2 separate regions of the Homo sapiens genome follow, and region 2 is linked to region 1. A link is a contact called in ENCODE Hi-C data. All regions are on one chromosome and are shown on one strand. The core of a region is the stretch at or near the end of the contact, and the rest is flanking DNA. Distances in the headings are between cores, read along the strand shown. Region 1 has its middle 36 kb from the start of IRAK1BP1. Region 2 overlaps LOC100506851 (a long non-coding RNA gene).

What was found. A loop is a pair of places that touch in the nucleus more often than their neighbours do. Pooled maps may share reads with other maps.
Region 2: a loop to region 1 is called in a map of IMR-90, with 2.5 times the contacts of the local background. The contact joins two enhancer-like sites. A Hi-C loop is called at or near these places in 2 of 168 maps with a recorded cell type or tissue (A673 and IMR-90), 1 of 37 single-sample maps with no recorded cell type and 2 of 50 pooled maps.

The regions. Positions count from the first base shown.
Region 1 is chr6:78,828,964-78,833,538 of GRCh38, reverse strand. No RefSeq gene overlaps it. Among named protein-coding and RNA genes, the nearest start is that of IRAK1BP1, 36 kb to the left of the region's middle. Within about 2 kb of position 1,823, at least 2 of the 41 ENCODE cell types and tissues checked have a DNase peak (open chromatin) inside an H3K27ac peak, as active enhancers do.
Region 2 is chr6:79,459,066-79,463,640 of GRCh38, reverse strand. The region is part of intron 5 of LOC100506851 (a long non-coding RNA gene); the gene reads right to left. Among named protein-coding and RNA genes, the nearest start is that of LCA5, 76 kb to the left of the region's middle. Within about 2 kb of position 2,345, at least 2 of the 41 ENCODE cell types and tissues checked have a DNase peak (open chromatin) inside an H3K27ac peak, as active enhancers do.

The DNA of each region.
Region 1 (4,575 bases), core at 574-3,073:
CAAGCCACCACGCCCAGCTAACTTTTGTATTTTTAGTAAAGACAGGGTTTCGCCATGTTGGCCAGGCTGGTCTTGAACTCCTGACCTTGGGTGATCCACCCGCCTCGGCCTCCCAAAGTTCTGGGATTACAGGCATGAGCCATCGTGCCTGACCAAAAACTATGCTTCCTAAACAGATTTTTACAGGGAGGAATTTGCTACCTGAGAAGACATAGTTCCATCCAGTGGTAACTAATCCAACTCTAATCATATGCTCCGGAATGATCCTATAGTTAAGACATTCAAAGTCAAAGTTAATAATAGCTCTTTCCAGCTAATTCCAGATAAAAACAATCACTTTCAATACGAATTAGCTCCAATGCTCTCTATTAAAAAAAAAAAAGCTAGTGGTTCTGATACTCACCAGCTCCATGACCTTGGGCAAATGACTTAACCTTTCTAAACCTCAGCTCTCTGGTCTAATAATGGCATAAAGATTGGATGAGTTAATGAAAGTAAAAACAGTGCATTGCTTACCACTAAGTAAGTAAATGTTAGCTCTGATTATTATATTATTCAAAGATATAGCCCAAATGAAGTAGTTTCAGAGAATACATGGGAGGCATATTCCACAGGAACAAACTTAAAAAGTAGCTCTTAGGGAAGATCTTGAACTTCCAACAATGACAGGAACACCAAAATGAGAAAGAAAATATCTAGTTTAAAATGTATGAGCATAGATCCAGGAGCTGATGTGAAAGTACTTGGTCCTTTTTGCTCTTTTCAATAGATAGTACACTTAAAAATGGCAGCACTTTGATGGAGAGACCAATGTCACACCAAATCAAATGACCATGTGGTGAACTTGGTAATTATAAGTACTAACAGCAAGCTGGCCAATGGCCAGTCAGCATTTCCATTCCACAGGTGCTCTTCAACAGCAAAGCCTGGTTACATTCCCATTAGTTGTTCACACAGAATGCTCAGACTCATGTGGTTTCTGCCTTGTCAGTCATAAAATGCTCAAAATTCCTGCCATAAAATGGCAGGAATTCAGTGCTGAACTCAGTATAATAAGTCACAGATATTAGACAGTTTCCACAAACTAATTATACTTTCATATTTCTAGTCTTAAAAAAGGATAATTTCTATACAACTGAGAAACATCTGAAAGCCAGTTGGTTGAGGTCTGAAACTCAAACTCAGCAATGCTATCAACCCTGAAAGTATGTGAAATGATTAATGTGGTGTTTCCACAGAGTTTGCCTAGGAAGTAAGTAGCACTAGAATGCCCCATCTGAAAAGGGTAATGATAAATTGGTGGTTTGGGGGAAATGGTACAGTAGGTGCCAAATGTCAAATCCCTGATATGTATCCTGAGGTATGGAAAATTCCTTAGGCTTTTGCTACTGTGAGGATTTGAGAATATTTCTGCTTCCTGAATCTACTTCTGAGGAAATTTCAGTTTCCCTATTAGAGGGACTCAGCATTCATTTAGGGACCATTTGTACTGAGATCACAAGAGTCCTTTCTGGGAACATCAGTCCTTAGAAGAAGGTTTTCTATTTAACTCCTAATTACTTTGCTACACTATAATCCCTATTTCAGTAGGATCACTAAGTTTTGCCAAAGGAAAAAGCCAATATAATCAATAGATTGTAATTAAATTCAAATGCCGTATTTGGGAACTTTGCCTTGAAGGAGGATGAGGAGCTGTTTTCAGGCACAGAAAGCAAGAACAGTTTGGAGATTTGAAAGAACATTCTGTGATTGAACAATGGCAAACAGTCTGGTTTGTTGCTAACACTGGGGCTGGAACCTTGGAGGGAGGCCAGTAAAAGAAAGATAAGCTTCTAGATCTCTGGAACAAAAATGTCAAGCAAAAGCTACCTCCCACTCAAAGCTCTTCTCAACTGTGTGTGCTTTTGCTGTGATTTGCCTTCACAATGCATTCTTCTTGTCAGTTCTGTGCAGCTGTTAACTGAATTATTGTGGTAACTTTGGCCATAAGTGATGGTCTTGGCTAACAGTTACTCGTAATAAGAAGAGATTGGCCAGGTATGTTGGCTCATGCCTGTAATTCCAGCACTTTAGAAGGCCGAGGTGGGTGGATCACCTGAGGTTAGGAGTTTGAGACCAGCCTGGCCAACATGTTGAAACACCATCTTTACTAAAAATACAAAAAGTAGCTGGGTGTGGTGGTGCATGCCTGTAGTCCCAGCTACTCAGGAGGCTGAGGCAGGAGAATCACTTGAACCCAGGAGGCGGAGGTTGCAGTGAGCCAAGATACGCCACTGCACTTCAGCCTGGGCAACAGAGCAAGACTCCATGTCACACACAAAAAAGAAGAGATCACAAAAACATAAATGGTTGTTATTATTTCATAGTAATGTTATTTTTTACTAGATGGACTGTGCTGTCACTTACCCTGTACTGGAGGTGGGCTTTTACCCTTCTCTCCATCTCCCTTACTCACCTATCAGGCAAGTCTATAGCCCTATAAACCACACCCATGTGTGCCTTCTGTTTCTATATCTTTCTTTTCCTCTTTTGCTTGAGACACTCCACTCAATCCCACCTTTGCTCTTTGGACACTTTTATTTCTTCTGGCTTGGCTCCTAGTGCTGTTCTCTTTGTTCGCTAATTTCTGCTTGTTTATATTTTATGGAGTCTCTCTCCTTTGCTTTTTGCCCTATCTGAACCAGATTGTGTTCTCTCCCATGCGACCTGTACCTCCCCTAGAATTTTAGCCATATTCTCTCAGGCAGAATTAATTCCTCCCGTAACTTGCTATTGACAATTCCTGCATCCTGCCTTGCAGTATAATTCATTCATTCATTCTGTCTCTCTCTCTCTCTCCTTCTTTTCCTCCCTTCTTTCCCAGCTAAAATATAAGTTTCTCAGGGCCTAGTTTATCTTCAAACCATAAAAATACTTAATAAATATTTAAGTCGAATTTATTTCCTGTTCTGTCTAGTAACTCAAATTATTGCATTTCTTTTTCTACTCTCCATTAAAATATTTTAATTTGGAAGTTAATAAATGACATTGTTTCATTACTTTTATACTTTATGCCTGGGTGGCAAATACATGGAAATTATTTTCTGTGATCACTTTTACAGGCCTCTAAGGGTGTTGTGGGGATTAAATGGGATAATGCATAGAAGCGCGGCATCTGGCATAGAATAGAGCTCACTAGCATTAGTGTTTTTAATAATTAGAAGGATCACAAATGTTGAAGTTCTGTGCTTAAACGCGTGAACTTAAGGTAAAAATAACATCAGAAAGGAATAGTCAGTTCTCACAAGTACTTATGTAATACTATTCAACTTTTTTTCTTGACAGCAGCATTATGACAAAAGTAAAACTTGAGATCTGTAATAGTCTGTGGCATAATTACATTTAGATGGTTACAAATGAAAAGATTGTAAATCTCCAACTTGTATGAGATGCAAAGAGGTCTTTCACAGGACCATAATAAACTATTCTAGCTAAACAACTGTCTATCATCTTTTCTCAGAAATCTTGTGATATTTCTTACATTTTAATGTGTGCTAACATGCATGGCTTGGTCCAACGTACCAGAGTGATGCCTCTAAATCATGCTGATAGCCATGTAAACTGGTACCCAGACTTTCTCTCTCACTCTCTGTCACACACACACATGCACACACGCACACACACACAATTATAACAGCCCACCACCAGGAGGGTAGAAAATCAGTGAGTGAGTTTTCTGATTGTGGGGATGAAATTGCTCTGGGTCATTTATTCTCTCTCCCTCAGGCTTCCAAGTGACAGTGACATATTTTTCTTTTCTGATTTAAAGATGTATTCCTGACTTTGTAAAAGAGTGTCCACCTGGCCCCCAGAGGTTCTTATTCGTGGTTTCGGTTTCATTGCTGTCCCTTAAACACCCCAAGCAGAATTCTGCTTCATGTGATAGCACTTTCATTTCCTCTGCCAGGACAACTCTTGTTCTAGATAGCCACATGGCTTACCTCTTTGCTTCACCAGGACCTCTGTCACCTTGTTAGAGAGTCATCTCTGCTCATCTTAGGTAAAATAGAACACCCGTAGCACTCTCCATTCTTTATAACTCCATTACTACCTGACATTGCTATTTTATTATTGTCTGTCTGCCCCTTGTAGAATGTAAGCACCGTGGCGTAGCGGGCTTTTTCTGCATTGTCCATTAGTCTGTCTCCAGCATTTTAAACTTCATTTAGTAAAGAATAAGTATCAAAAAAATATTGTTGAAAGAATGTATAAAACTAGCTGAGATAGAGACAACTGTCATTTATGGAAAATTACAAGTCCTGATTTATGAAGTATGCCTTTGGGTGCAAATAGTGCACGATAGCTTAGACATGGACTTGTGTCTGATGACTGAGGTAGCTTCTGGACTGATTTTCCTGCCTCTAGTCTCTTCATCTTTGTCTGCATTGTTCTGAGTTTTCCTTCCACAAAAATCTGATCATGCCACTTTCCAGACCAACTTCATTTTATAGTTCTCTGTCTTTTCGTACCAAATCCAGGCTTCTAGGGTGACTACAAGATCCCTTAAGATCTACCCTAATTTGCCTTTCTAGTCTC
Region 2 (4,575 bases), core at 1,096-3,595, 630 kb before region 1:
TATATGGAATGAGTTATCTGGTGAGTTAATGAGCAACTGAATTAAGTGATCTCAAAGTTTCTTTGTCTCTAAGAATTAATGATTTATGATCTTCCAAACCATGCCTAATTTATGTAAAGAGAACCACTATTAACCTAGTATGAACATCCTTTCAGTGTTTTCTGTGCATATTGACATATATTATTTATTCATAGAATACATACTTTTTCTTAATCAAATAAGGAGTATTCTGTGCATACTACATTATAATCTTATTTTTTCACTTAACATATAGTAAACATTTTTCTATATCATTAAATATTTTACATCCTGACTTTTATGGGCCACATTGTATGGATGCTCCATCATTATGCAACCAGCCTCCTATTTTGGGGCACTTACATTATCTTTAATTTTTTAAGGATTACAAATAACCTATTTAATAAACCTTCATAATTTCTCTTCAGCAAAAATAGACTCATCTATAAGAACAGGTTTCATGAATACATCAAACAAACCAAAACTCAAACCAAATAAGTGAACTAACTCACTCTTGACATTTTAAAAGCATTTAATTTTCCTAATAATTTCCTTAGCCTGAAAACATTTTGAGGCAGGAATTTTGGCTTTTAAAAGTTCTATGCAGCAGGAAACATATTATTCATTATATGTGTTGGGTTTTTTTTTTTTTTTTTGCAGTTACAAAATTGTCCCCTTCATGTTAAGATTACCTCAAGGTGCAAGTATAAAACATAAAACATCTAATTAAATATATAAAGCAGAACACTTGTCTGGCAGCATGATCAATGTTAATGACAATATGAATGTATAATAATGATTTTTGAAAATGTAGGAGAAAACCCTGGGTTAGTTTTTAGTATATAGGATATGAACTATTTTAAATTACAGTTCAGCATAATAAGTAAGAGTACCACACATGACCATACTAGACACAAATTGCATTATTTTAAAATAATGCCATTTATGTTCCCTATTTATTTCATTCCACAATTCTGAGATAAGTGCACTGAAAGCAAAACGCTTAATTTAAGAGGGTTTTTGGACCAAAGATCAAAAAGTAGGTGTGGGTAAGTAGGAACACATTTGAAATGGTTTCCCTTTGCGAATAATTATCATTTTTGTCAATTCAAGTCCTTTTATTTTTGTGCCTTATGATTTAGTTTGACAAGTGTGTGTGGGAAGTAATTTATTTGCAAATAAAGCCCTTTAGCATTTATAATGTAGGCATAAGCCCAAAGCTGGACCCAGTCTGATGTTTCCAAAGAATAAAAAAAAAAAATTAAGGCAGGCTACTCTTATAGAAATCTCTAAAGATAATTAAGGAAGATCAAAGACTCAAGGTGGTGAAATCTCCTCGTTTTCTGAGAAGGCTTTCCCTGGCTGAGCATTCACTGAAGGAAACAGGGTGGCAAAGAAAGGAATCTCAAATAAAACAAAAAGACACCTGAGAGAGCTTTAAAAGGACCTATTCTAAGGCTGTGAGGCAGCCTTACCTGAATCACATAGTCAATTTATTTAGGGTAATTTAATATTTTTAAGAACTCTCATTGTTTGAGACTATATGACCCAGCATAAATCTTCAGCATGCTCTATCCCTAGTGGAAAGGGGCAATCCCTATGCTGCCATGGGATTCAGACTTTTAGTACTTGGTTTCTGACGTGACTTGTATTTGTTTGTGTATTTTTTCAACTTGAGGAGGAAACTGTCTTGCAAATAACATTCTCCAGGGTCCTGGCACCAGGAAATTTTCCCAGCATACTCTGCGGCGTTTGTCAAACTTAGAATGAAGAGACGCCACTGACCCTGTTCTCAGTACATAGAACCCAGTCACTATGACAGTGACTGGACAGCAGCAGAGGAGAGGGTCTTCTGGGCATAGACTGTTTGGGCATAGATATATACCTTAAAAATTTTGGAAAAGGACAGAAATGAGAAGAAGAAGAAAAGAAAAAGGGGACAAAATGAAGAACAAAATATGTTACCTCAGGGTATAGTAATAAATTGCCCATACCCAAAGAGAAGCCTGGCTTTTTCCTTGGGCCCTGGGAGGTACTCTCTAACCCCTTAGAATGTCATATCTTTGTCTACCTGAGGGACTTGGGCCACGCCAGCAGTCTAATAATGTGCTTTTGGTGGGGCTGGAGACTGAGGTCGAACACATGGGTGATCAACCAGGTCTGTGTGACTGAGTCCCAATAAAAACTCTGGGCACCAAGCCGTGGGTGAGCTTCCCTGGTTGGCAGTACTTTGTGCATATTGCCTCACAATGTTACTGGGAAAGCTAATGCTGTCCACAATATGCTGGAAGAGAACAATCAGTTCTTTGTTGGGGACTTTTCTGGACACTGCCCTATGTATCACTTCCCTTGACTGATTTGATTCTGTAACCTTTCACTGTGATAAATCAAAACCATGAATATAACAGCTTTCAGTGAGTTCTGTGAGTCCTTCTAGTGAACTATGGAAACTGAGAGTGGTCTCCAGAAACCCTGGAATTGCATTTGGTGTCAGAAGTAAGGGTGGTTTTGTGTACTGCTTCCTGACTTTGCACTCAGGATAGCAACCCAGTTCTCTCCACAGTGGAGAGACCCACCTGTGAGCTTTGCCACCTTCTTCTCCTCCACATCTCTTTGGCACCCACCCATCACTCTACAACCGAGCACACCCACTATTCTATAAGATTGTGCCACCAGAAGATTCCTCCTTAACCTCCCACAATCCCCCTCTAGGAGAAATTGTCTGCTGTAGTCTGGCTACTCTCCTTATTACTTCTCTCATACATGAATATATTGCCATTACTCAGGCTGTTCCCTTGATTTAAGTGTCCCCTCCTCCCTCATCCCATCTAAATCCCACCTGTGTATACACTTAAGAAAGGGGATGTTTTCAACTTCTTTGCCTTTGGTTTGAATTTCCTCCCGTAGCTCGGAGTAGTTTGATCGTCTGAAGCCTTCCTCTCTCAACTCGTCAAAGTCATTCTCCATCCAGCTTTGTTCCATTGCTGGTGAGGAGCTGCATTCCTTTGGAGGAGGAGAGGCACTCTGCTTTTTAGAATTTCCAGTTTTTCTGCTCTGTTTTTTCCCCATCTTTGTGGTTTTATCTACTTTTGGTTTTTGATGATGGTGAGGTACAGATGGGTTTTTGGTGTGGATGTCCTTTCTGTGTGTTAGTTTTCCTTCTAACAGACAGGACCCTCAGCTGCAGGTCTGTTGGAGTTTGCTAGAGGTCCACTCCAGACCCTGTTTGCCTGAGTACCAGCAGTGGTGGCTGCAGAACAGCGGATTTTCTTGAACCGCGAATGCTGCTGTCTGATCGTTCCTCTGGAAGTTTTGTCTGAGAGGAGTACCCGGCCGTGTGAGGTGTCAGTCTGCCCCTACTGGGGGGTGCCTCCCAGTTAGGCTGCTCGGGGGTCAGGGGTCAGGGACCCACTTGAGGAGGCAGTCTGCCTGTTCTCAGATCTCCAGCTGCGTGCTGGGAGAACCACTGCTCTCTTCAAAGCTCAGATGGAACTGAGCAACCTGTTCCTGAATGACTACTGGGTGCATAACGAAATGAAGGCAGAAATAAAGATGTTCTTTGAAATCAACGAGAGCAAAGACACAACATACCAGAATCTCTGGGACACTTTCAAAGCAGTGTGTAGAGGGAAATTTATAGCACTAAATGCCCACAAGAGTAAGCAGGAAAGATCCAAAATTGACACTCTAACATCACAATTAAAAGAACTAGAAAAGCAAGAGCAAACACATTCAAAAGCTAGCGGAAGGCAAGAAATAACTAAAATCAGAGCAGAACTGAAGGAAATAGAGACACAAAAAACCCTTCAAAAAATTAATGAATCCAGGAGCTGGTTTTTTGAAAGGATCAACAAAATTGATAGACCGCTAGCAAGACTAATAAAGAAGAAAAAAGAGAAGAATCAAATAGACGCAATAAAAAATGATAACGGGGATATCACCACCGATTCCACAGAAATACAAACTACCATCAGAGAATACTACAAACACCTCTATGCAAATAAACTAGAAAATCTAGAAGAAATGAATAAATTCCTCAACACATACACACTCCCAAGACTAAACCAGGAAGAAGTTGAATCTCTGAATAGACCAATAACAGGCTCTGAAACTGTGGCAATAATCAATAGCTTACCAACCAAAAAGAGTCCAGGACCAGATGGATTCACAGCTGAATTCTAACAGAGGTACAAGGAGGAACTGGTACCATTCCTTCTGAAACTATTCCAACCAATAGAAAAAGAGGGAATCCTCCCTAACTCATTTTATGAGGCCAGCAACATCCTGATACCAAAGCCTGGCAGAGACACAACCAAAAAAGAGAATCTTAGACCAATATCCTTGATGAACATTGATGCAAAAATCCTCAATAAAATACTGGCAAACCGAATCCAGCAGCACATCAAAAAGCTTATCCACCATGATCAAGTGGGCTTCATCCCTGGGATGCAAGGCTGGTTCAATATACGCAAATCAATAAATGTAATCCAGCATATAAACAGAACCAAAGACAAAAACCACATGATTATCTCAATAGATGCAGAAAAGGCCTTTGAC